Regions from separate parts of the Homo sapiens genome. Here region 2 is linked to region 1. Evidence: chromatin loops called from intact Hi-C (ENCODE). Cell type or tissue: OCI-LY7. All regions are shown on one strand. Each heading gives the region's core, and the rest is flanking DNA. Links, peaks and the distances in the headings are about the cores only.

What was found. Hi-C counts contacts between places; a loop is a spot of excess contacts. Peaks named below come from ENCODE experiments on the same cell type or tissue, not always from the same donor. Only the 100,000 strongest peaks of a DNase experiment are listed, where the experiment ranks them.
Region 2: a loop joins it to region 1, with 1.9 times the contacts of the local background. A loop is called at or near these places in 3 of 110 quality-filtered maps.

What each region holds. Positions count from the first base shown.
Region 1 is chr9:105,326,027-105,338,327 of GRCh38, forward strand. SLC44A1 (solute carrier family 44 member 1) reads left to right here. Exons shown (of 16, transcript NM_080546.5): 4 at 9,537-9,673. Among named protein-coding and RNA genes, the nearest start is that of SLC44A1, 88 kb to the left of the region's middle. In OCI-LY7, for the core only: no CTCF peak of the experiment used is centred there; a DNase peak (open chromatin) is centred at 4,935; H3K4me3 peaks cover 1,178 bases; H3K27ac peaks cover 2,219 bases.
Region 2 is chr9:105,378,132-105,389,739 of GRCh38, forward strand. SLC44A1 (solute carrier family 44 member 1) reads left to right here. Exons shown (of 16, transcript NM_080546.5): 14 at 4,992-5,228; 15 at 7,291-7,371; 16 at 10,902-11,608. The coding sequence ends at 10,925. Among named protein-coding and RNA genes, the nearest start is that of FSD1L, 64 kb to the right of the region's middle. In OCI-LY7, for the core only: no CTCF peak of the experiment used is centred there; a DNase peak (open chromatin) is centred at 7,450; H3K4me3 peaks cover 784 bases; H3K27ac peaks cover 565 bases.

The sequences.
Region 1 (12,301 bases), core at 1,735-9,734:
TTTCAATTTATTGGACTAAGTAGAAAATTGTTTTTTTATGTGAAATGTTCTTTTTTAAGAGACCAGGCAGGTCTTGCTTTGTCACCTAGGTTGGAGTGCAGTGGTACCACCTTGGTTCACTGCAGCCTCAACCTCTTGGGCTTGAGTAATCCTCCCAGCTCAGCCTCCCAAGCAGCTGGGACTACAGGCGTGTGTCACCACATCTGGCTAATTTTTGTATTTTTTGTAGGGATGGGGTCTGGCTGTGTTGCCCAGGCTAGTCTCAAATTCCTGGCCTCAAGTGATCCTCCTGCCCTTGTCTCCCAAAGTACTGGGATTACAGACAAGAGCTAATGCACCCAGCTAAAGTTGTTTTAATTTACTTTCTTGCCTCAGTTTATTATAAGTAATATCATTTGCTATAAGTGACTCTTGGTTGCCATTCTGACAATTATGTCTCCCTCCATGGTACATGGATAAGCAGGAGACAGGCATTGTAGCTAAAGAGGGGAGTCTTCCCCCGTGCTTTTCCAGTTCCATGCCTTTGCTTTGCAATGTTAGTATCTTCTTTGGCTCTTTCGTCATCTTGCTTTTTACTCTTACGAGGCCTTTGACAATCTATTCGAAACTATGAAGTATAAAATCTGTCTTCAGAAAAATACATATGGATTTGCACATCAGATTTTGCTTATGATTTCTGGAGGCTCACAGATTTCACCCAGGTTAAGAATCTTAACCCTACACACTGACTTTGGTGATCTCATGCACTCCCAGGGGAAAGCTACCATTTATATATGCCGATTATTCCAAAATCACTGTCGCCTGTCCAGATTTCTCTGCTAGAATCCTACAGCCAACTGTATAGGTCCATTTGGACACTTCATAGGTGTCTCCAACTTAAATTCTCTGCAGTTGGAACGTCATCCTTGTCCTTCGGTACTCTGCTCCTCCTCCTGAGTCCCCTATCTTACAGAATTGAGCAGGATTCCAAACCAGAATGTCCTAACCGTTTAGTCTGAGATGCTAAGCATTATGTTTAATTTTTTTCCTTTCCACCTATGTATAATCAGTCATAAAGTTTTCTTCATTGTGTCTAAACTTTTGAAATCTCCTTTTTATTCACATTCCCACCCTAGTTCAAGTCATCATTTCTTGGTAGAAATTTAGTAGCCTCCTGGCCAGTCTCTTTTCTCTTGCTTGCCTCTGACTCATTCTGCACCTTGCAGCTGGTGAGCTCCCAGTGGCTTCCCAGTGTCTTTAAGATGAACTCCAGACTTTCTAACATCTTTTTTTTTGAGACTGAGTCTCACTCTGTCACCCAGGCTGGAGTACAGTGGTGCAATCTCAACTCACTGCAACCTCCACTTCCCAGGTTCAAGCAATTCTCCTGCCTCAGCCTCCCAAGTAGCTGGGATTACAGGCGCACACCACCACACCTGGCTAATTTCTGTATTTTTAGTAGAGACAGGGTTTCACCATGTTGGCCAGGCTGGTCTTGAACTCCTGACCTCAAGTGATCTGCCCACCTCGGCCTCCCAAAGTGCTGGGATTTACAGGCGTACCATTTATAAGGCCCTGCATGATCTAGCATCAGCTTGCCTGTCCAGCCGTCTATGAACCATCCTGACCATTTTCTTGTTTTCAGCTGTGCCATGCTCCCTTTAACCTTTTTGCCTTTGCCTGCTCTGTTCCTGCGCTGTTCCTACCCCCTTTCATCCACACTGGTTAACTCTTACTCATTCTTTAGGTCCCAGCTTTAGATATCCCTTCCTCAGGACACCTATCCTGATTTTCCATTAATGGGGTACGTTTGATGCCTCCTCTATAATCCTGTTTTCCCTGCTCTAGCACTAGCACACTGTTTGTAATTGTCTTCTTACTCTCTGGATTGTGAACACTAAGAAGGGAGACACTTAGTTGTGTGGTCTTATTTATCATCGTATCTTTAGTACTTATTTAGGCCTACACCTGGCAGAATAGGTGTTTGATAAAATTCTTTTGAATAAACGAGAGTATTTCTCTGTTCCTGAAATATCTTCTTCCTTACCTTCACTCCCCTCTGGCCCCACTTAGCAAAATCTTATATAATTACCATCTGTTTATTAATTTGGGAAATATGCAGCTTCTTCTTTATTCCAGGCATCATTTTAGGCACTAAGGATGTAGGGATGAATTAAGCAGTCAAATATCTCTGCCCTGTTGGAGCTGATATTCTACTAGTGGTGGTGGTGGAAAATAAACAGATAAATAAGTAAAATACACAGTGTGTGAACGAGTGTAAGTCTGAGGAGAAACAAAGCAGGAAAGATGAAGGCACATCAGAGTGGAAAGTTGGCGTTTTAGACAGGCTGGCCAGCAAAGGCTTCACTGAGAAGATGTCTTTTGAGTGAAGACTTCAAAGGAGGGAAGGAGCTAGCTCTGTTGCTCTCTAGAAAAAGAACATTCCAGGCAGATAGGCAGTGCAGCAGCCCCACGGTGAGAGTGTGCCAGGTTGCTTGAGGAACAGAAAGGAGACCAGTGGGAGACCAGGCGAAGGTGAGGTTAGAGAGGTGCACATTCTCTGAGTATTGCTGTCTTAGTCTGATCCTTGGGCTTCCTCTGCAGTTTAAAGTTATTTTCAGCTCTCAGTGCTGTGAATTACCAGAAAGGGCCATGAAAGTTTCTCTTCTTAGCAGTTGCCTGTAAATGAAGGTCTACAGAAGTGCTGGCGGAGGAGGCTGCCATGCTGTTTAGAATTCAATTGTCTCTTTGGGGGTTGGTGAGATGGATCCTTAGGTTTTAGTTTTAACAAATGGCACCTCTTCCTTAGGAGATTTTTGCCTCTTCCTAGTTAGGATTGAGGAAGCAGTGGGGAAAGGCACACCCCTGTCAGCAACCTCATGGGTTGGGTTTCTTGGGTTTCACCAACTCTGGTGTGCTGGCCCCATAGTTCTTTCCTAGTATAACAGGGCTCTCCTGGGGGCATTTGGGTCCCACCCCAGATTAGATGACTGGACTTGCCTTGCTGGTACCCCAACACCAGCCCCTCTGGAAATAAGAGGCCTCCTCTGGGCAGAATTCCGCTGTGGGTGGAGTACAGATCTGCGGGGCTCTCTGTAGCCTATGTTTAGCAATAGCAAGCCTCCGCTAGGCTGTCATGGTTTTCAGTTTGGTATGATTCACTCACGGCAACACTCTCTGTGGAAAGGGGCTATAAATTGTAAATTGATATGAGGTAATAATTGGGAAAATGATCAGACTCCATTTTTATTCCCCTCTGGGGAAGACACATATCAGGAATCACTAAAGCAGAAGGTGACAGAGGGATTTTTCAGCCTGCTTTCCAGCTTTAGTGCTGCAGTGCTTCCATCCTGATTGGAGAGGAGAGCAGCCAAATTCGGCAGGAGGCAGCCAAATTCGGCAGGAGGCGGCCAGCAGATCTAGTATCTGCTTGCCACCTTTTGCTCCAAAAAGTCTTGTCACAGAGTTGCCATGGCAGCAGGAGGCAATTTAATGGCAAAGGCTCATCTCTGGATCAGCGCTGCTGTTCCCCAGCCATTCCCTCTCTAGCCTTCAATTCGAGGGGCTGGCCATACCAGGGTATCACTGTTCCGTGGCCATTTGAGTACGTGTTGCCTAATGGAAGAGCTGTAAGATCTTCCAGATTCTAAGGACGGCTACATTTTCTATCCCCTGCTTCTCCTTGGTGCATAGCTCTTTGATACCCCATCCTATAGTCGACTTTATCAGATTATTTGCAGTTCCTTAAATATGCTCTTTCATGATTCTGTGCTTTTAGACATGCAGTTTTCTCTGCCTAGAGTGCTCCCTTCCCCATCTGTCTGGAAAATTCCTACTCAATTTCAAAATATGGCTTAGATACTGCCTCCTCCTCCTTAATGGTTTCTCTAACCCCTTATCCTCCATGCAGAATTACACAATTTCCACTGACATCTCAGCCTTGCCTCCTATCACATGGTTTTTAAATGACTGTATATATTTTTGTGTGTTCTTCTCTAGACTGTAACTTACTTGCATTCAAGAACTATATTTTATGAATTTGGTATCCAAAGGGTCTGGCCCAGGAGTATACACCTAGTAATGTTTGTTATAAATGAAGTTTTTCTTATCCTATTTAATTCCTGTCACGTGAGTGTTGCATACCACATAGAGTACAGCCCTATATCATGTACAGGTAGGGCTTTGTCTGTCAGGGATCCCAGAAGATTAGGGATCTCCAGGGATCCCAGAAGATTGCACTGATTTAATCAACTGACTTGCTGGTCTGTAACTCACTTTCCTTTGCATTTATTCTCACTTTACAGTTTGAACTGGAAAGTTAGGTTAGTCACCCAGCTTGCCAGTCAGTTCCATCATTTGTTGAATTAGGATGTTGTGAGGCTAAAGCCTGTAATGCTTTGTGACTCAAAGTAAATTATTGGTGAATCTTATTTTCTTTACCTTCTCCTATCTTCAGTAAAGAAAGTAAAAGCAAAACAGAAGTTTAAACCAGTTTTAAACCTTCTATGGCATCATATCATTCATTTTAATCTTGCTCTGAGTGCAGCTTTAAAAGTCACTTCTTTTCTGACTCTTATCCTTTTTCCTGAGTTTCAGTGATATAATGTCCCACCTTTGTCTCGTTTCCCTGTTTTCATCTTTGGTGCATCTGTCCTCCTCGTTCACCTTGTAGACAGAGCATTTTATTCAGACATCTCTCCTTTTCCTGCCTGTTGGGATAATTTGTTATTGTATCTCAAAAATATCCATTTAAAAATAAACCTTTTCCTCTTCCTCAGATAATTTCTGGAAACCACCCCAACTGTAATAAATACACATTTACATGCCTTACCAGCTGTCCTCTGTAATGTTTGCTTTGCAGTTTGGTCTGAGCATTTTTCTCCATTCCCATCTACCTTTTAAGTTCAAAGCTTACTTAGGCTGTTTTGCAATTCCCTTTGCAAATGCATTTCTGTATCATCTGATCATGCTATGTGCATATTGTATATGCCAATGCCTGCAGGTGTCTAGGCTGTTTTGTTTATAGAGTATTTTTCTGTTACTGCTTCTTGTCTTTCATTCTCACTTTTGGTATTTTATTTATTCCTGTTCCTCTAAAGGATATGAAACTTAAAGCTGTATTTAAGTTATTAATAAGCTTAGTAAAAGATTCACTGAGGATAACAACGACAAACTTGCTCTTAACTTAGGTTTATGGATTATCTGTGACATGGGCTCTCCACCTTGGAGATGGCATAGGGAAGGGGGAGGTATGGAGGCCAAGGCACATAATCAGAGTTGGCCTGAGAAGCTTTTTCAAAATGTATGTGCTGCATCTCTTTCCTGATCCTTGCCCTGTTGGGAGTGAAAGTAGGTGGATACTGCGTGTTACCCTCTCAGCTGAAATACTCATCTGTAGTTTTCAGTTACAATAATCTGGTTTGTCAATACCATGCTTATTACGATTATTTGTTTCATTGTCTAAAAATAAAACTATCAGTTCATTTTGTTTAAAGTGAAAACTGAAAAACTAATGTAAGCATTTATTTACCTGGTTAAGGACATTTTCCAATCAAAAGGCAAGAAAGTGCAGTTTTAATAAATCATAAATTGGTTTGATACAAGCACTTGGCCTCCTATAAATATTCAGTTAAATATGAATTAGTTAAAGTATAATTACTTTTAAGCATGTTGCCATGGATTGGATGAACTTCAGAATGCTGGAAACAGAATATTCAAAGTTAATAGAGAACAGTTAAATTTACTAATGATATTTGTAGGAAATATTTTGGAATAGTGCAGAATGGAAACAGTGAAACTCAGAATCAGAGGTACTATGTTTGAATTCATGCTTTGGCACCTACTAGCTCTCTTGGGCCTGGTGGTTAGGCCTCAAGGCCTCAGTTTTAACATCTTTGGAATAGTTATGGCCCCTACCTCACAGAGTTGTTGCAAAGATCAAATAAGTTCTTGAATGTGACAGTGACTAACACCTACACACCCAACAAATGTTAATAGAATCTGAACCTAAGGTCAAGGTCTGTATGTTATTTTTAACTTCATGTGTGTGCATTTGAATATGTGAAAGGCATAGAGAATTAAGCTTAATATCTTTTCTTTTCCTTCTTTGTTTCTTTTTTTTTTTTTTTTTTTGAGACACAGTCTCGCTCTGTTGCCCAGGCTGGAGTGCGGTGGTGCGACCTCGGCTCACTGCAATCTCCGCCTCCTGGGTTCAAGCGATTCTCCTGCCTCAGCCTCCCAAGTAGCTGGAATTACAGGTGCCTGCCACCACACTCAGCTAATTTTTGTGTTTTTGGTAGAGATGGGGTTTCACCATGTTGTCCAGGCTTGTCTCCAACTCCTGACCTTAAGCGATCTGCCCACCTTGGCCTCCCAAAGTGCTGGGTTTACAGGCTTGAGCCACTGCACCTGGCCAGCTTAATATATTCTTAGACTATGGAAGGCAGGTAAGATACAGAGTGTAAACATGTGATGTATGTGAGTGTGTATTTCTTGAAGATGTGTATTTCTTATTCAAATAAGTTTTTAGATCTTTTCAAACCATATACACAGGCTGAAAAATGTGCAGTGTTAATTTCACAGTGTTGTAGTCATGGTAGCATTCTTCTCACCCTCCTGTTCTTGTTTTCTTTGTGCTGGATCTGTTTTGGGGGCCTACTTGGTTCTCAAGGGTAATGACCTTACCCTTAGTCATGAATACTCCTACACAGATTTTTTTTTCCTAAATGAAAACCGAATGTTAGTATTGTATCCCTGTTTTATGCCCATATAAGAAAGGGTTGAGTTTAGTTCCTTACTATGAAATGTAAGATGTATGGAAAGCAAATAGTATTCTTAATGGTAATGACACGAATCACTGAGTGCATACTATGTTAGGTGCTTTATATATATTATTGATCACATTACAACAAACTATAAAATCGGTGATATGTAATTTTTCAGATAAGGAAACTGAGGCTCAGAAGGATAAATATATTTTCCAAGGTCAGAGAACTATTAAGAGAGAACCAGAAAGCAAGTTCACATTGGTCTGACTAAAGCAAGGGATAAGGTTGCTGCCCAGTCACTAGCATAAATCAAAGGAATATGTTTTAAGGTATAAAAGAAGTTAGAAATATAATAGGGATACTTTTGCCCTTGGAGGAGGCTGAAGCCTACAGGACAGACAGTGTATCTATTCTCAAGAGGTTGTCATTGATCCAGCCTAGGCCCAGCAGCAAGGCCCTGGCAGCTTCTGGCTTTTTTTTCCTTTTCCCTAAGCTTCTTTTTCTACTGTGATGTGATTTCCCCAGATGGTTCTCAAGGCATTGCTCATCACTTAGAACTGTGTACTCAATGCCTCTCTCCCATCCCAGTTCCACTGCCCACCTCCCACCCCATAGAGAAACACACAACAGAATTACTGTGAGAGTTAAATGAGTTAATACATGTAAAGTGTTTAATACGGTGTCTGATAAATAGTAAGTACTCAATAAAATTGGCTATCATTTTTAAAAGTCTTTATCATTAAGTATTATTAGGCCAGGCACAGTGGCTTATCATACCTGTAATCCCAGCACTTTGGGAGGCCAAGGCGGGTGGATCACCTGAGGTCAGGAGTTCAAGACCAGCCTGGCCAACATGGTGAAACCCCGTTTCTACTAAAAATACAAAAATTAGCCGGGTGTGGTAGTAGGTGCCTGTAATTCCAGCTACTCAGGAGGCTGAGGCAGGAGAATCGTTTGAACCTCAAAGGCTGAGGTTGCAGTCAGCTGAGACCATGCCATTGCACTCCAGCCTGTGCAACAGGGCAGAACTCCATCTCAAAAAAAAAAAAAGAAGTATTCTTAGTAGTGATGGTGGTGGTGATGGCAATGGTAGCAGTGATAGTGGTGGTGGTGGTGGTAGCAGTAGTGGTTGATTCAAAGGTTTTGTGACACATTTCTCAAGGACCTGATTGTTCCCTGTCCAGAATCTGTCTTTGTGCAATTCATTATACAGGGTCAAAGGCATAGACATGCTTAGTCAGACGCCCAGGATAGAAGAAGGGAGAATTAGTAAGAGAATGCTTGTTTCTACTCAGAAGTTGCCAGAAACAATTCTCTGTATGCCCTGCTTCCTTGTTATCAGCCATGGAAACAGTCCACAAAACCTACTTCTAAACCTCATCTTTCTGCCTGGCTTTTTTTCTTTCCTTCTATCTGCATAGATAGAACATTAATGGGTTTGGAGTCACTGATAGGGTCACACACACATTTTTTTTTTTTTTTCGTTTGGTAAGTTATACCTGACCTTCATGCCGGGTTCCCAGTCCCCTTGCTGCGCTGAAGTGTGCAGTGTTACTTGATCTGCAAAGGCCTCTGTAGTAGCCCCCTTTTTTTTCCTACTTATTTTTTTTTCCTTTATAGTTTCCATTTTAGCATATGTATTGACTTTACCTTTTCTGCTTTTCAGTTTGTTCTCCTAATTTTTATATTAGGTTATATTTCCTGTTCCAGATTTGAAACCACATTTTGCATAGCAACAGAGTTTAACTGTGTGAAAGGCTATTGACAGATGCATGATTTTATAAAACTTCCTATGGACTCAGTGGAATTGAACCCTGGCTGGAGATTCATTTTAGGTGGAAGCATTCCTTCTTGTACTCCCTTCCTTGATCCGTGTTATTGCACTTAGCTTATCTCAATTGAGAATGTTTAGCCCTTACTTTCTCTTTGAGCAAATGTTAGCATCTACAATCTTTATCATCTCATCTACTTTATAACATTAAAAATACATGCTTTGGCGTGCTTTCTAATTAATCTTCCCTTTTCTAAAATACAAGTATACAGGATGTAAAGGGTATAATTTCAGATTTGGGGATTATTTTATCTATCTGTAATGGACAGTATTTAAACTATTAATAAACAATATTTACTGCCGTTATATCAGTTCAAAAGTAATTGGCATTCTTTCTAAAGATGCGGATTCTGAAAGGTAAAATAAATTAAAAATCACTTTATTTTAACACCCAGCGATGACTGTAGTTGAAATGTTGGTGTATTTCCCTCTGGTCCCCATTTAACTTTGTATATTCAGTTGTATATATTCATTGATATCTATAATATATATTCATTTTTGGAATTATATAATTCTGTTCATATGAATTATATATAATGAATGAATTACATTTATTAACTAAAGTTTACAGTTTATATATAAACTGTTATTCATGCTGTATTATATAGCAGTATTATGATATTCCAATAATTTTTTTTGGTACAAGTTTGACAAAATAAGAAAAAATTAATGATTTGAAGAAAACTAAAATAGATGATTTCTGATTATGAAATATGCATGTGCACAATACAAACATTTAAATATTAGAAAAATAGATCATGAAAATTATAAGTCCTACAATTCCCCTATTCCCACTGTTAGTCTGTTAATAAGCAATTTTTTTAAAATGTATTTATGATGAGATTTTTATCGTGGAGGAATGTGGAATAGATGTTCTTTGCTCTAGGCTTAGTCAAATATGCAGGGACCCACAATGTGTTTTGTGAAGTAATATCTCAGTTTTTTTCTCCATGCTTTAGGTATGTATTCTTTTTGGATCCATGCAACCTGGACTTGATAAACCGGAAGATTAAGTCTGTAGCACTGTGTGTAGCAGCGTGTCCAAGGCAAGAACTGAAAACTCTGAGTGATGTTCAGAAGTTTGCAGAGATAAATGGTGAGACATTAGGCCATCCAAATCTATGTCCTGTCACCTTGTTCTCTTTGTTAAATATAAATTTGCCCTAGTGTTAAATAAATTATCAAGGAACCTTAGATAATTGAAGTAATTTTGGACTTCCTTGCTAAAAAATATTATAGTCACCCAGGGAGCTTGTTAAACTCCAGATTCCTGGGCCCCTCCCTGGGCAAAATTCTGACTGAGTGGGTCTTTGTGCTCTGGAAGTTAGTATTTTTAAAATAAATATCTCAGGTGACTTTGATGTAGTCTATCGAGTATTTGGAAATTACTAAACCACTCTATGTAAAATTTATTTCTTGTTCCCCCTTCCCAAGTATTGGTTAAAAGTATTTCAATTCACATATATAAAAATTGAAATAAGTTTTATATGTTGAAACAATATATATACATACATATGTGTGTGTGTGTGCATGTGTGTGTGTGTGTGTGTGTGTGTGTGTATCTCCCTGGTTAGCAATGTAACATATGCATATTATAGGAAATTTGGAAAGTTCAGAAAAAATAAGAAGTAGAAATTTAAATTCTAGCATCAGTACTTTTTCAATGAGTCGGTGTGTATATAGTTTTGTGTTCTGCTTTTTAAATTTAACGTTCTGTCATAGCTCTTTTTCTGATAATAATTGTGAGCAACTTTGAGGCTAAAGATAGAGGAATTAGCTGAGAAAACTAACATAGTTTCCTGAAATCTAGCTCTGTTCTCTGAGGCATTTTATCTCTAGTACCATCCTCAGGTCCACATGGCTTGCCTCAGTTCTCTTCAGAGAATCGTTTTTTTAACCACCCTTTGTAGAGGCCTATCTTTTTGAATTTCCTTGAGGTTTCATGCTTGTATTTTGTGTGTAGGAATCCTCAGAGCTGCCTTGATCCTGCCCAGATCCACAGGCTAGTGCTGGTTGCTTGGAACAAGGAACGACCCAGGTATCCAGTGGGTACAACTTCTAGCTGGGTGGACAGACAGCATGGAACCATAGCTCTACACACACTAGCATGGCTCCAGTGTCTTCCAGTTGGGGATGCTAGCCTTCTGAAGGCAGGAGGACTGCAGCCTCCCAGGCTGGCAGTATCCCTGTTCCGTTGTTCCATGCCCTCAGCATAGGATAACATGGGTTGATTTGGGTCTGGATTCCAGTGCTGACTGTCACTGACTGGCTCTGTAATGAGGGTAAAGGGTAAAAGTTCTCTGAGCCTAGGTTTCCTCATCTGAAAAAATGTGGATTAAAAATAATACTCCCTCATAAGTTGTTATGAAGATTAAATAAGATGATGTATGAAGAATACTGGACACTTGGTAGGTACTTGAATAAAGAAGTGCCAACCACTCTTCACGATCTCATTTTTTATTCCCATATTGTATCCCCACATGTGTTGTTGCTGAGCCTCATACCAGCCTCAACATTATAAGGTTTCTTAGGGAGGGGTGAGCCCTTCCTTAAGGGTTTTTCCAGAATTTTAGACAATGTGAGTATACTCTGACAAGTGGTGTGGTTGAGTGGTTAAAAGTATATGCTCCGGAGTCCTATTGTTTGGGTTCAGATGTTGCTCCTACCACTTACTGGCTGTGAGACCCTGGGCAAATTACTTGACTTCTCCTTGCCTCAGTTTCCACATCTATGAAATAGGGACGATATTCGTACCTAATATACTTCATAGGATGGTTATGAGGACTTGATACATGAACAATGCTTAGAACAGTATCTGGCAAATATTAAGTTGCTAAGAAAAATTATTGGCTGCTGCTATTATCATAATTATTATTATTCCACTAATGGAATGTAATAGTCTTTCTGCCTCTAGTCTCTCTCTAATTTTAGCTCTCTTACATACTACTGACATATTAACATTCCTAGAACTTCAATCAATGCTAACCCCTTGCTCGGAAATCATCCATAGTAAAAAATAAAAGTCTGTATGTCTTATGCTATCATTCAAAGCTATGATCTAGTCTTGAACTGTCTTCCAATATATCTTCTCAAAAAACCCACTGGATGTGAGTCTTGGTCCCTTGAACCTGAGCTGTCATCTGGAGGGCTAGAAGAGAACTAGGTCCTTATTGGCGGTGTGGCCTGCTGAGATGTTCACTGGAGGAGAGATGCCCTATGGTCCCCTGCTGGTATGCTTTGTTTCCAGGCTGGTATCCTTCTAAGTGAATATGATACTGACTGTGGCCTGTTCAGGTCTAGTTAAGAAGACCCTCCTGGTGGGTTTTACAGCTTTGTATTTCTCACTGTGTCTTGCACAAAGTAGGTGCTCAAGATGTATTAATGAATAAACATTATTTCAGCAAACAGACTTCTTAAATTGGTGCCTAGCTACAAAGGCACCATTAGGGTTTTGTGCCAGCTGTATGAATAGTAAGTCAATAAGGTAGCCATAAAAAATGACAGCATCCAGAAGCACAACAATGGAGGATAGAGAAGACAAAATTTTAACAGGCAAATAGAAAAGCTGTAAAATTATATCAGAGAGAGAGCCTTTTGTATAGAGGCCTAAATACCTTATTTGAGTAGCAACCCTAAGTTGAAATTTCTGAATTTCTCAAAAGAACCTATCCTGCTGTTTAAATTGGTGACTTAAAACTAGACCTGGTAATAAGATTTAATTCCA
Region 2 (11,608 bases), core at 3,609-11,608, 54 kb after region 1:
CCCAGCTACTTGGAAGCTGAGGCATGAGAATTGGTTGAATCTGGGAGGTGGAGGTTGCAGTGAGCTGAGATAGCGCCACTGCACTGCAGCCCGGACGACAAAGCGGGACTCTGTCTCAAAAACAAAAACAAAAGAAACCTAGTAGAGAAGGCAGTTTTGTATACCTCTTTTCACTTGGTGTTACATTATGAGCATTTCTTGTTTTCTTAACACTTTTCTAACTATGGTTATACAACTGTTGTGTCATTTATTTAATCAATCCTCAGGTTTTCTGTTTTTTACAGTTGAGCTGTGCTCAATTTTTTACTAACCTAAAGCTTGTATTTGTGTGTAAATCTTGCCCACATCAATCTTTATTTCCTGAGACCAGAATCCTAGAATTAGAATTAATTAGGGTTCTTGATGTGCATTGCCAGATTGCTTTCCAGAAAGATATATTTTTAATAATGTAATATTTATAATATTTCAAATGACTTTAAAAACCATAAAAGATAAATACATTTTTTTAATTGAGAAATTCAGAAAAGAGAAAAATAAGAGGAAGAGAAATCTTCTGGGTTTCTAACATTTTAATATAAATGTTCTTTAGTTTTTCTTTCCTAAAAATATAGTTCTGGTCATAGAATACAGTAAATCTTTTGAAAAGAGTTTTTCATTACAATTCAATGGCTGCTAGCATGCAGAATTTGTTTCTAATCAGGTAGTTCAACTAATAGATCATAATAAACATTATAAAACATGATGCCAGAAATGAATTGTTCATATACATATCAACTTGAATGAATCTTGAGGGAATTATGCTGAGCGAAAAAATCTAATCCCAGAAGATTAATTCCATTTATATAATAGAAATGACAACAGGGCTGGGCTCTGTGGCTCACGCCTGTAATCCCAACACTTTGGGAGGCCAAGGAGGGTGGATCGCTTGAGCCCAGGAGTCCAAGACCAGCTTGAACAACATGGCGAAACCCCATCTCTGCAAAAAAATACAAAAATTTTCCTGGCATGGTGGGGTGCGTCTGTATTCCCAGCTACTCGGGAGGCTGAGGTGGGAGAATCGCTTCAGCCCAGAGGCAGAGGCTTCAGTGAGCCGTGATCACACCGCTGCATTCCAGTCTGGGTGACAGAGCAAGACTCTCAAAAAGAAAAAAAGTAAAATGACAAGAGTATGGAAATGGAGAATGGATTTGTGGTTAGAGATCGGGTTGAGGAGGAGGGGAAATAGCTGTAAAATAACAAAGTGAAGGGTTCCAGTGATGATGGATATATTCTGCATCTTCACAGTATCAATGTCAATATCATGGTTGTGATATCAGTATGCTATAGTTTTACAAGATGTTATCATTGAAGGAAGTTGGGTAAAGGGTACGTGGAACCGTTCTACTATTTCTTACAACTGCATGTGAATTCACAATTACCTCTAAATTTTAAATTCAATTTTAAAACTGTGAATTTAAAAATAAAAAAAAGACATCATTATGGGTTCCATTTCTATGGTACTCTAATAGTTTTTATGGAATGTGAATTAGATTTGTAAGGGACCTTAGCTCTTCTAGTTTAGTGACTTGTAACATATGGTCACTGGCCAATAGGGTCCTAAAGGTAAGAATAGAGGTTTATAATCCAGTTTAAATATTTTTAAGTATTGATATTTGTCCTAATAAAGCTATCCCAAAACCCCTCAATCTCAAATTCCTTTGCTTCTGTGTGAAATTACTTTACTTCCATTTGGTAATATCTTTTCTCACACTAATTATATCTTCTAGTTGACAATTTATTTGACTTGGGTTAATAAAAATTGAGAATATGAATTATTACTTATAAATGCTATTTTATTTGTAAATAATATCTTTCAAAATGTAGGTTCTCTAGAGAAAGAGCATCATAAATGTTGCACTTATGATGGCAAGAAAAGAAAGGAAGGGAGAGAGGGAGAAACATTGCCAGGCATTGCATTAAATACTTTTAGAATGCTTATTTTAACAATCGTGGGATGTATGTATTGTTATGTCTCTTTTAAAGATGGAAAAACAGGCTCAGAATGGTTAAATGAACTTGCTTAGAGTTACAAAACTAAGTACTAATTCCGTAATTCAAATCTACATCTTTCTGACTCCAAAACTAGTTTCCTTTCCTTCCTGCTTCCCACATCCTACCTAAAGCATGAATCTCTTCTACTGCATTCCAATAATTTATCCTCTAGAACAGGAACGTCTATTTTTTTTTCTTTTTTTTGAGATGGAATCTGGTTTTGTGCCCAGGCTGGTCTTGAAGTCCTGGGCTCAAGCAGTCCTCCTGCCTCAGCCTCCTGAGTAGCTGGGACTGTAGGTGTGAGCTGCCATGCCCAGCTAGGGATCTCTTAACTTCTAAAGTCATGCGCCCTATTAAGAAAAAAGTTTGATCACAGTTGTTCAATATATTTACATTTATTTATCAAATATTTATCAAATAAATGTAAATATTTATATATATATAGCTGTTACTAATATATGTCTTATAAAGCATACGAAAGAAGACATTTTAAATGTATGAGAAATATAATAGAAGTCCCAGGTGATCCTGTTAAATACTCCCTAGGACGTGGGTATCTCCATCCATGTGGATCTCCATCCACCATGGAGATCACTGATATAGACCAGTACTTCTTGAGACATAGTCTTTATCAGCACCTGGGATACTTTTTAAATGCAAACTACTGGGCTTTATCATGGATCCAACCAACCAGACTCTGGGATTAGGGCCCAGGAATCTGCATTCTTAGCCTTTCTACAGTTTGAGAACCATTAATGTATCTGTTTGAATAAGTGCATAACACTCTTTCATTATATTTGGGAATAACTACTACATTTTTTTGGCTAAACATCACTAATTGTTGAAGTTACCTCCTGCATGAGAATATCTAAACTTCCATCTCACCAGCTTTTTGTCTCAGCGTCTAGTTTGTTTGAGCCATACCTTTTTTCTATAACTAACTTTACCATTTCAAAGGGGTTTAACTTTTAATGGCATGGTGAGAGCATGAAGAACCTCAGCCCTCCAAGAGGGTGAATGTGCAAGATTTGGAGAGTATAGGAAATAACTCACTCTAAAATTGAAACCAGGAGAGTGGAAGAAAATTGAAGTAATGACCAGGCGCGGTGGCTCACACCTGTAATCCCAGCACTTTGGGAGGCCCTGGCGGGCGGATCACCTGAGGTCAGGAGATCGAGACCAGCCTGGCCAACATGGTGAAACCCTGTCTCTACTAAAAAATACAAAAAAAAAAAAATTAGCCAGGTGTGGTGACGAGCACCTGTAGTCCCAGCTACTTGGGAGGCTGAGGCGAAGAATTGCTTGAACCCAGGAGGTGGAGGTTGCAGTGAGCCAAGATCATGCCACTGCACTCCAGCCTGGGCAACAGAGCAAGACTCTGTCTCGAAAAAAAAAAAGAAGAAAAAGAAAAGAAAATAGAAGTAATTAACCATCTATGGAAATAACCCCAGAAAATGAGAAAGAAAAAAAATGGAAGTAATTAACCATCTATGGAAATAACCCCAGAAAATAAGTCACTATAAGAGAAGATTCATAAGTGTGTTGCTACAAAAATGGTGGGGAGTCTTCCAAAGCTTGGGCAGACCCAGATTTGCTCCCTAGAAGCATCTGAGAGAGGGATCAATTTATAGCTTAACCAATGTATCATCTAATGCATTTTAACTCCGAGTTAAGATAATGGTGAATGAGAAATGCCTTGATGTTGATAAATATTGGAGAAAATGCCAAAGAAGAATTCATGGTCTGCCTATTATTCTTAATGCTAGACAAGAAGAGGCTGCCATGATTCTAGGGGTCTCTTTTTTCCCTTTACTTAAAGCCTTATACAAGACAAAATAAAGAGCTGGGAAAGAGTGTGTCTAGAATTCAGTAGAATCCATTACTGCTGTGGATCAATATCCAAATATTTCTGAGTTTTTATCTGAAAAGAGCACTGGAGTTGACATCATAAGACCATTATTTGAGTAGGATCTGTTCTTTTTTCCTACTTTTATGACCTTGACCTTGGATCTACTCTTTTTTTTCTACTCAGGTCGGGTGGCATCTGTAAGTGTGTTTCCAAGGCTATAAAATGGGATGATAATATTTGCCATAAACCATTCATAGGGTTATTGAAAAGCTGGAATAAAATGTATTTTAAAAACCACAAAAAATTTAAAATGCTGCATGTGAAATAAGCATCAGAGTGGGTGGTTCTTGACAATAACTAAATTGGCTATTTCTTTTATTCTTTTAGCATGGATGTTTTTGGCAACCTCTTTCTTCACAGAGAGTCCAAATATACACTTCATGGCAAATTATATTTACCACATATTCTATGTGAAATAAAATACGAAACACAGAAAAAGTTCTAAGACTATACATGTTTGTTGCAGCATTATTTATATCTGAAAACAATATAAATCTCTAACAGTAAGAGAATGGTTACATGTATTTTAAATCACTCATAAAATGAAATTATGTAGCTGAGTAAATATGAAGCATTTATAATGATACTTCTATGTATATTAATGAAAAGCTTATAGTGATTTGTTTATATAATACTATTTCATATATGTGAAAATGCTTAGAAAAAATACATACCATTACACTGAAATATCACTTTTTTTCTGAGTGCTAAGAGTTTGTAAATTTTTTCTAAAATATGCATACATTTATCTTAAAAATTGCCACAGATTCTAAATAGATTAAGTTTTAGGGTGCAGCATAGCATTTGGAAAACTTAATTATGTTTAAACCAGAATCATTTAAAGTATGATTTTAAAATTTATATTATATGATAAGCATGTATAACTCTGGGTGTATATGAGAATATGTGGATTATATTTCCTCATTTGAGATGGAATGGCCTCATGCAACCATCATTTATAAATAGTAGAATTTTAAGTCTGCAAATGGTGAAAAAAGAGTGGCTTTCTTCAGTAGGATATTAAATATGATCTTTGTTCTCTCTGCTTCAGGTGCTGATAGTCTGCAGCACAGGTTTAGCTGGGATTATGCTGCTCAACTACCAGCAGGACTACACAGTATGGGTGCTGCCTCTGATCATCGTCTGCCTCTTTGCTTTCCTAGTCGCTCATTGCTTCCTGTCTATTTATGAAATGGTAGTGGATGTATTATTCTTGTGTTTTGCCATTGATACAAAATACAATGATGGGAGCCCTGGCAGAGAATTCTATATGGATAAAGTGCTGATGGTAAGTACTTCAAATGCCGTTTCCTATTTTAGGGATAAAAATACCAATAAAAATATTTTGTAAAACATTCTCTATATTTAATTCACACTATATGCAACTGAGTAATTTAGAATTAACCCCATAGCACTGACTCATAAATGAGGTTAATCTAGGGTAAGTCAGGGAGGACGGCTTCTTGGCATGGACAAGATCATTTCAGATCCACCTAGCTAGAGCAGTACTGGTTAATAGTCCTAAGTTCACCCTATTCTTGCTGCCCCTCTCTCTGTAGTTAGATAGATTTGAATTGACTTTTTAAACTAGCTTCTAGCCTTTTCCTGAAATGGGGCTCAAAGACAAAATATCCTGTTTCCCAGGTCCTAGTGCCTACCTGTCTTTCTCTATCCACCACTGCCCCAAACATTACTGCTGTCAACCCTGGTTAAAACTCATTATCTTAAATATGGTAGGCCAAATTGAAAGCATTTTGTGATGAATACCGATAACAGACCCATGACTGGTAGAGTGTATAGTTATTTATTAGTCAAGATCTGAACCTTTACACAGATATATGCAGATTTTTCATATTAGAACCTCAATTAAATTTCTTTAAAATTTTGAAAACCTTATTAAATGGTTTAAGTACTGTTATAATCAGTGTTAAATGTTACCAAAGTAAAGATGCTTTCTAAATAATAGTAGTTTGCTATTAAGCTGTGAAATATTTCTATCTCAAAATGGGTAATATTGAATACTAAGCATTATACATTGAAATAACAAGTCATTTTCCAGGAGCATATTTTATCCAGTTAAATCTAAAATAAGTGTATTAATAAATAAGCTAGATTTTTTTTTTTTTCTTTTTGAGACGGAGTCTTGCTTTGTCACCCAGACTGCAGTGCAGTGGCATGGTCTTGGCTCTGCAACCTCTACCTCCCAGGTTCAAGCAGTTCTCCCTCAGCCTCCCAAATAGCTGGGATTACATGCATGTGCCACCACTCCTGGCTAATTTTTGTATTTTTAGTAGAGATGGGGTTTTACCATGTTGGCCAGGCCGGTCTTGAACTCCTGTCCTCAGGTGATCTGCCTGCCTCGGCCTTCCAAAATGCTGGGATTACAGGTGTGAGCCTCCATGCCCAGCCTAGATTTTTTTTTTCTTTTCAATAGCAAGAATTCCAAATGATTTAGCTGACCTATTTGGCACTGATTTTCTCTTTTTCTGGCAACATCAGCTAAATTCTGGACATTTTCTTAATGTCTAAACTAATTCTAACTGGTTATTTTCTTAATGGAATTTGATCATGATTATTGTATCTCTTTTGTGACTAAAGCATTTAGAAGAGTGTTACTGTTTTTTAAGTCACTGATCAAAAGCAGAGTAAAAAATAACTGTTTTCCACCCTTCAGTTTTCTCTGTAGGAATGGTGAGGATATTTAATGAAGAAGTTCCCCGTAAACGTTGACAGAATAGAAATGTTCCCTTTGGGCACATTCCCATTTCGACTACTACTAACCATAGGTTCTGGTTGATACACCCTGTCTTCCTGCTTCATGAAGTAATGTCATGGTCAGATTGACACTTTTTTTAAAAAGAGTAGTTTGTTTATGGTTTGGTTAAGAAAAAAAGCATTATGTGCTTAGCAGTATCAATGTGTTCTTTTACCTTCTATGGTTATTTAAAAGTGGAGGCTTATGGAGTAACGTGTTCTTGTTGTTTCATTTAACCTTGATATAGAAAAAAACAACAACAACAAATAAAATGATATTCTGAGTATGAGAAAATAGCCTCTTAAAAATGTTAGGTATTTTCTCTTCCAGGTAGAACTAACATTATCTCTTGGAGCCTTAGTAAGATTGTCACAATGAATGGATGGAAAGAAGATTTTTTTAATCAGCGAATTGCAGAGTCCATTTCTACAAATTTAGCAACTCTCATGTGTGATACTAAACATTATTTATTGCTATGTTTTTAAGCCATCCATTTACCAAGATTGAGTCAAAAATGTAGATGTTCTTTAGAATTCATCTACTAACAAATCTGAAAGGACCCAAGAATTTATTCAATATGGTCCATATTTTGCAGGAGTTTGTGGAAAACAGTAGGAAAGCAATGAAAGAAGCTGGTAAGGGAGGCGTCGCTGATTCCAGAGAGCTAAAGCCGATGGTAGGTGGAGATGAGGAGGTGGCCGCCCTCCAAGAATTTCACTTTCACTTCCTCTCTCTCTCTGTCTTCACTGACTGCACTTCTTCAGGAGAAGCTTTTGTTATCTGTATCACGCAGGACATGCTGCTCTTTCTGTTTGTGTGCTTACCCATCACTTGGATGGCAGAATTCTTGTCACAACTGAGACCACCTTCTATAAAAGTAAGCTGAAAGGAACAGCATCCTCGTCAGTGCTCGGCAGGGGCGGGTAGGGGATGATGGTTTTTTCCCTAAGGTAAAACTGCTGTTGCTCTTGTTTCCTTTTTAACTGTCAGTGTTTGGCTTTCATCAGACTGAACATTTTGGTGTACACTTGAACTGACGGTTTGATTTTTATCATTTTGGAAGGTGATCATAGCAATTCCTTTCAACTTGCTAAAATTCATACTCCCCCTTTTAAAAGTATGGTTCTGCTTACATTGCTGTCCTTTTCCCTTGGCTGACTTTTTCTTCTGTTGCCTAGGTTGTACTTTCTTTGTTTCTTAAGCTATTTTTCAGTAGCAAACAAGGCTGTTTTCATCAATACCCACATTCCCACTCAGTAAGACAATCTAGTCTTCTCCCAGTTTAATTGTGAGATGGATAAATTATTTCTGGTAGTTGATATTATATATGTATATGTACACAAATATATCTCTCTACTCCACTTTTATTTGAAAAAAGCAGCTTAATGAGTGTAAGAGAACCTTGAGCTGCTTTTCACATGGATATTGTCACTATAGCATAGAAACAGATGCCTCTATCATATATTGGTCTAATTACTTCCTAATTTAAACACGTATTTTTTTAAATAGCATGTTTATTTTCAAATATTATATAATTGTCTGCATCCTTAAATAATTTTAAACAATGTGTCCCCTGACTGCATATAATGTTCAAAAGTGTGAGGTAAGGACTTTCCTTTCTGTCTTCTTTACACTTTAGTAAATGATTTGATTTATAGCAAGTTTGTCCAACTTGCTGCCTGTGGGCCGCATATGGCTTAGGAAGGCTTTCAACACAAATTCGTAAACTTTATTAAAACATGAGATTTTTTGCCTTTTTTTTTTTAAGCCCATCAGCTATCCTTAATGTATTTTATATGTGGCCCAAGACAATTCTTCTTCCAGGATGGCCTGGGGAAGCCAAAAGATTGGATACCCCTGATTTGTAGGTTTTCAACTTTAAAATATATGCTATAAAATAAGTTCATTTAAGTAGGCTAGGCATGGTGGCTCATGTCTGTAATCCTAGCACTTTGGGAGGCCGAGGCAGGTGGATTGCCTGAGCTCAGCAGTTTGAGACCAGCCTGGGCAAAACGGTGAAACCCTGTCTCTACTAAAATACCAAAAAAAAAAAAAAAAAAAAATTAGCTGGGCATGGCGGCGTGTGCCTATAATCCGAGTTACTTGGGAGGCTGAAGCAGGAGAATTGCTTGAACCTGGGAGGCAGAGGTTGCAGTGAGCCAAGATGGCGCCATTGCATTCCAGCCTGGGCGACAGAGCGAGACTCCATCTCAAAAAAAAAAAAAAAAAAAAAAATATATATATATATGATATAAAATAAGCTCATTTAATTAAGAGTAAAGGAAATAGGTTTATTTTTGGAGGGAGGCAGGGAGGCTATATGTATATTCAAACTAATCGCATATTCAACCTAAGTTAAAGCCTCAATAAAATATTTAGATATAAAACCTTTCCTCTGTAACCCTTTCCAGTGCCTATTTTGGTGTTACTCTTACTTAATAGCATGAATAATTATAAAATCAAATTTAAATGTTTAGAATCCCAGAGCACAGATCACTCTAGTACCCACATAGCTCTGAATTTTAAGTTTGCATCACCTAGACATGATTGCTTGGGCAGATGGAGGCACACCAGTAATCTTCCCATCAGGTTCCATGCCTGCCCTCCACACCTTTCTGTATCCCTCTTATTTCACAAAAGCTGAGGAGGGCAGCAGTGGAGATTCTGCCAACCCTATGGCAACATGGAGAAATGAGGAAGGCTTCCTTCCTTCTACTGCTTGGAGGTCCTAATTGTTCAGCAAATCGATTCTAAGCCCAAAACTTAACAAGACATATGAAATCTTAAAATATAAACCAAGCTTTTCCCCCTTTTCTGTCTTTCTAGTGATTGAAGCTTTCATTACATCATTCAGTAATAAGCATTTAAAGAAAGGGAGAAATATTTCGAGGTTGAAGACTAGGTAATGTGGCCATGAGTTGGCACAGATTTCTATAGTATTCTTTAATGAATGGTAGATGAATTGTAGTAGATCAGAATGCAAGTATACTTTCCTTACCTAAACTCCTAATTTATAGGTAATAATCCTGGGAGAATTGCCCAGGTTATGTGGCATTCTACCAGATGCCAAATATTTTAGAAAGAGTTGTTTCCTATTAGTATTTTCAGTTTTGAAATAGTGTCCCTTACTTCAAACAATGCATTAAAATCTTTATTTAATTTTTGCTTTCATTTTATGCTGTTCATCAGTTCATTGCTTGCAGATTAATGGCAAAAACCCTCTGCTGCATCCCAAAATACATCTTCTATGTGCATTGTTCTGGTGCTTTGGACATTGTAGCATTGGGTCCCTAAGAATGATGTTTTAAATGGTTAAAAAGTTCCCAGAAGACAAGTGTGAAATGCTGCTCACAGAGTAGTTTTATTTTTTCAGCACCTTAGTACCTTCTTTATTTCTCTTCCATAGTATGCATGATTAGAGTTGGCCCCTACTAACACCATTCCTTTGCATGTGTTTCTAAAAAAGTATTTCAGAAATTTCTACTGAAAGTTTGGGGATTGATAGAATTTAGGATTGCTTATTTGTATTTGCTTGATATAATTCACATATTGTTGCTGTAGATGAAAGTTCTATAAAAGAGCATCATGCCTATTTTGCATTAGCTCTAGAAACATTGCTGCTGTTTGAATTCACTATCTTCCTCCCTCCTCAATGAGATATTTTAATTTAGGCTTCATTTTTAGCCTATAAAATAATGTTCAGTAAAATGAGGTTTTATATTTTCCTTTTGACAGCAGATCATTGAACTAAACATGAGAACTTCCGGTTTTGTTCTTGAACTTTTCCCTGAGAGAGGCTCGCTAGTTAAGGAAACTTTAAAGATTTATGAATTTTTTTATGATTCTCTGAAAGTGATTTTGGAAAAATGTACCAAAAGTGATGAAGAGGTTTAGGAAAGAGATTTTCTGACTGTCTGCTTGCTATCATATAGGAAAGAACTTAAAGAGAAAAGGGAGGAAAAATCCTAGACACTGTAGGAACATGGGCCAGAGAAGTATGCTCTGTGTATCTCAGAGATGATCCTGGATAAAGTGTGACTTTCAACATTCATAAGAATTTCAGCTCCAGGAATTCAGGGGAGAAGGATTCTCAGTCCATTTTGCTGTCTTGCTGTTTGTGACCATGTGTATATTTGTAACATCATTCATGATCTCCTTTTAATGGTAATTGTCTAAGATTATACTCTGTATGACTTTGTTTTCTAGGCTTCGGGAGCAAGTTCTGCTTGAACCTAGCCGACGGTTATGGAAACCCATTGACATTCCAAAACAATATATACACATAACTATGTATTTGTGTGTGTGGGTGTGTGTATATATGTATATGTATGTGTGTATATATGTATATGTATATACACACACACACATAAATCAGCCAAAATCAGAGAAAAGGAACAGGGATTTAATACCTTTTTTATGCTTATTTTTGTCAAACATGTACTCCTTTCATACGGGTGGCTTTTACAAGGCAACTTCCGTCATTTAATGTTTTCAACTGTAATTGTCTTAATGGAAATGTTAAAATTCATATCTGATTAACATTTTTAATAACTTAGAGGAGATTTTAACTTTATTTAAAAATAGGTAAAATTATTGTACCTAATTATGTCTAAAGTTTATTCAGGGGTAATTTCCCTGATGTCTGTATAAAATCAAGATCTTATTTTACTGATGCATAAGTCCTAGTGGGTCAAGACTAGGCATATGCTTTCAGATAAATAAGGAATTACTCCAATCAGTTTTCCCCAATCAAAGAAGCCATGTCATTTTACTTTTAGAAACATACAATTGGGCCCAATATGGGAATTTTCATAATAGTTCATACATTTGTCAGCCAACATTAAAAGGTAACCAACTCCTCAGGTATTTGTAGTTTACCCTAACGCTTCTTTAAAAGAAAGTAGGTAAAAAAA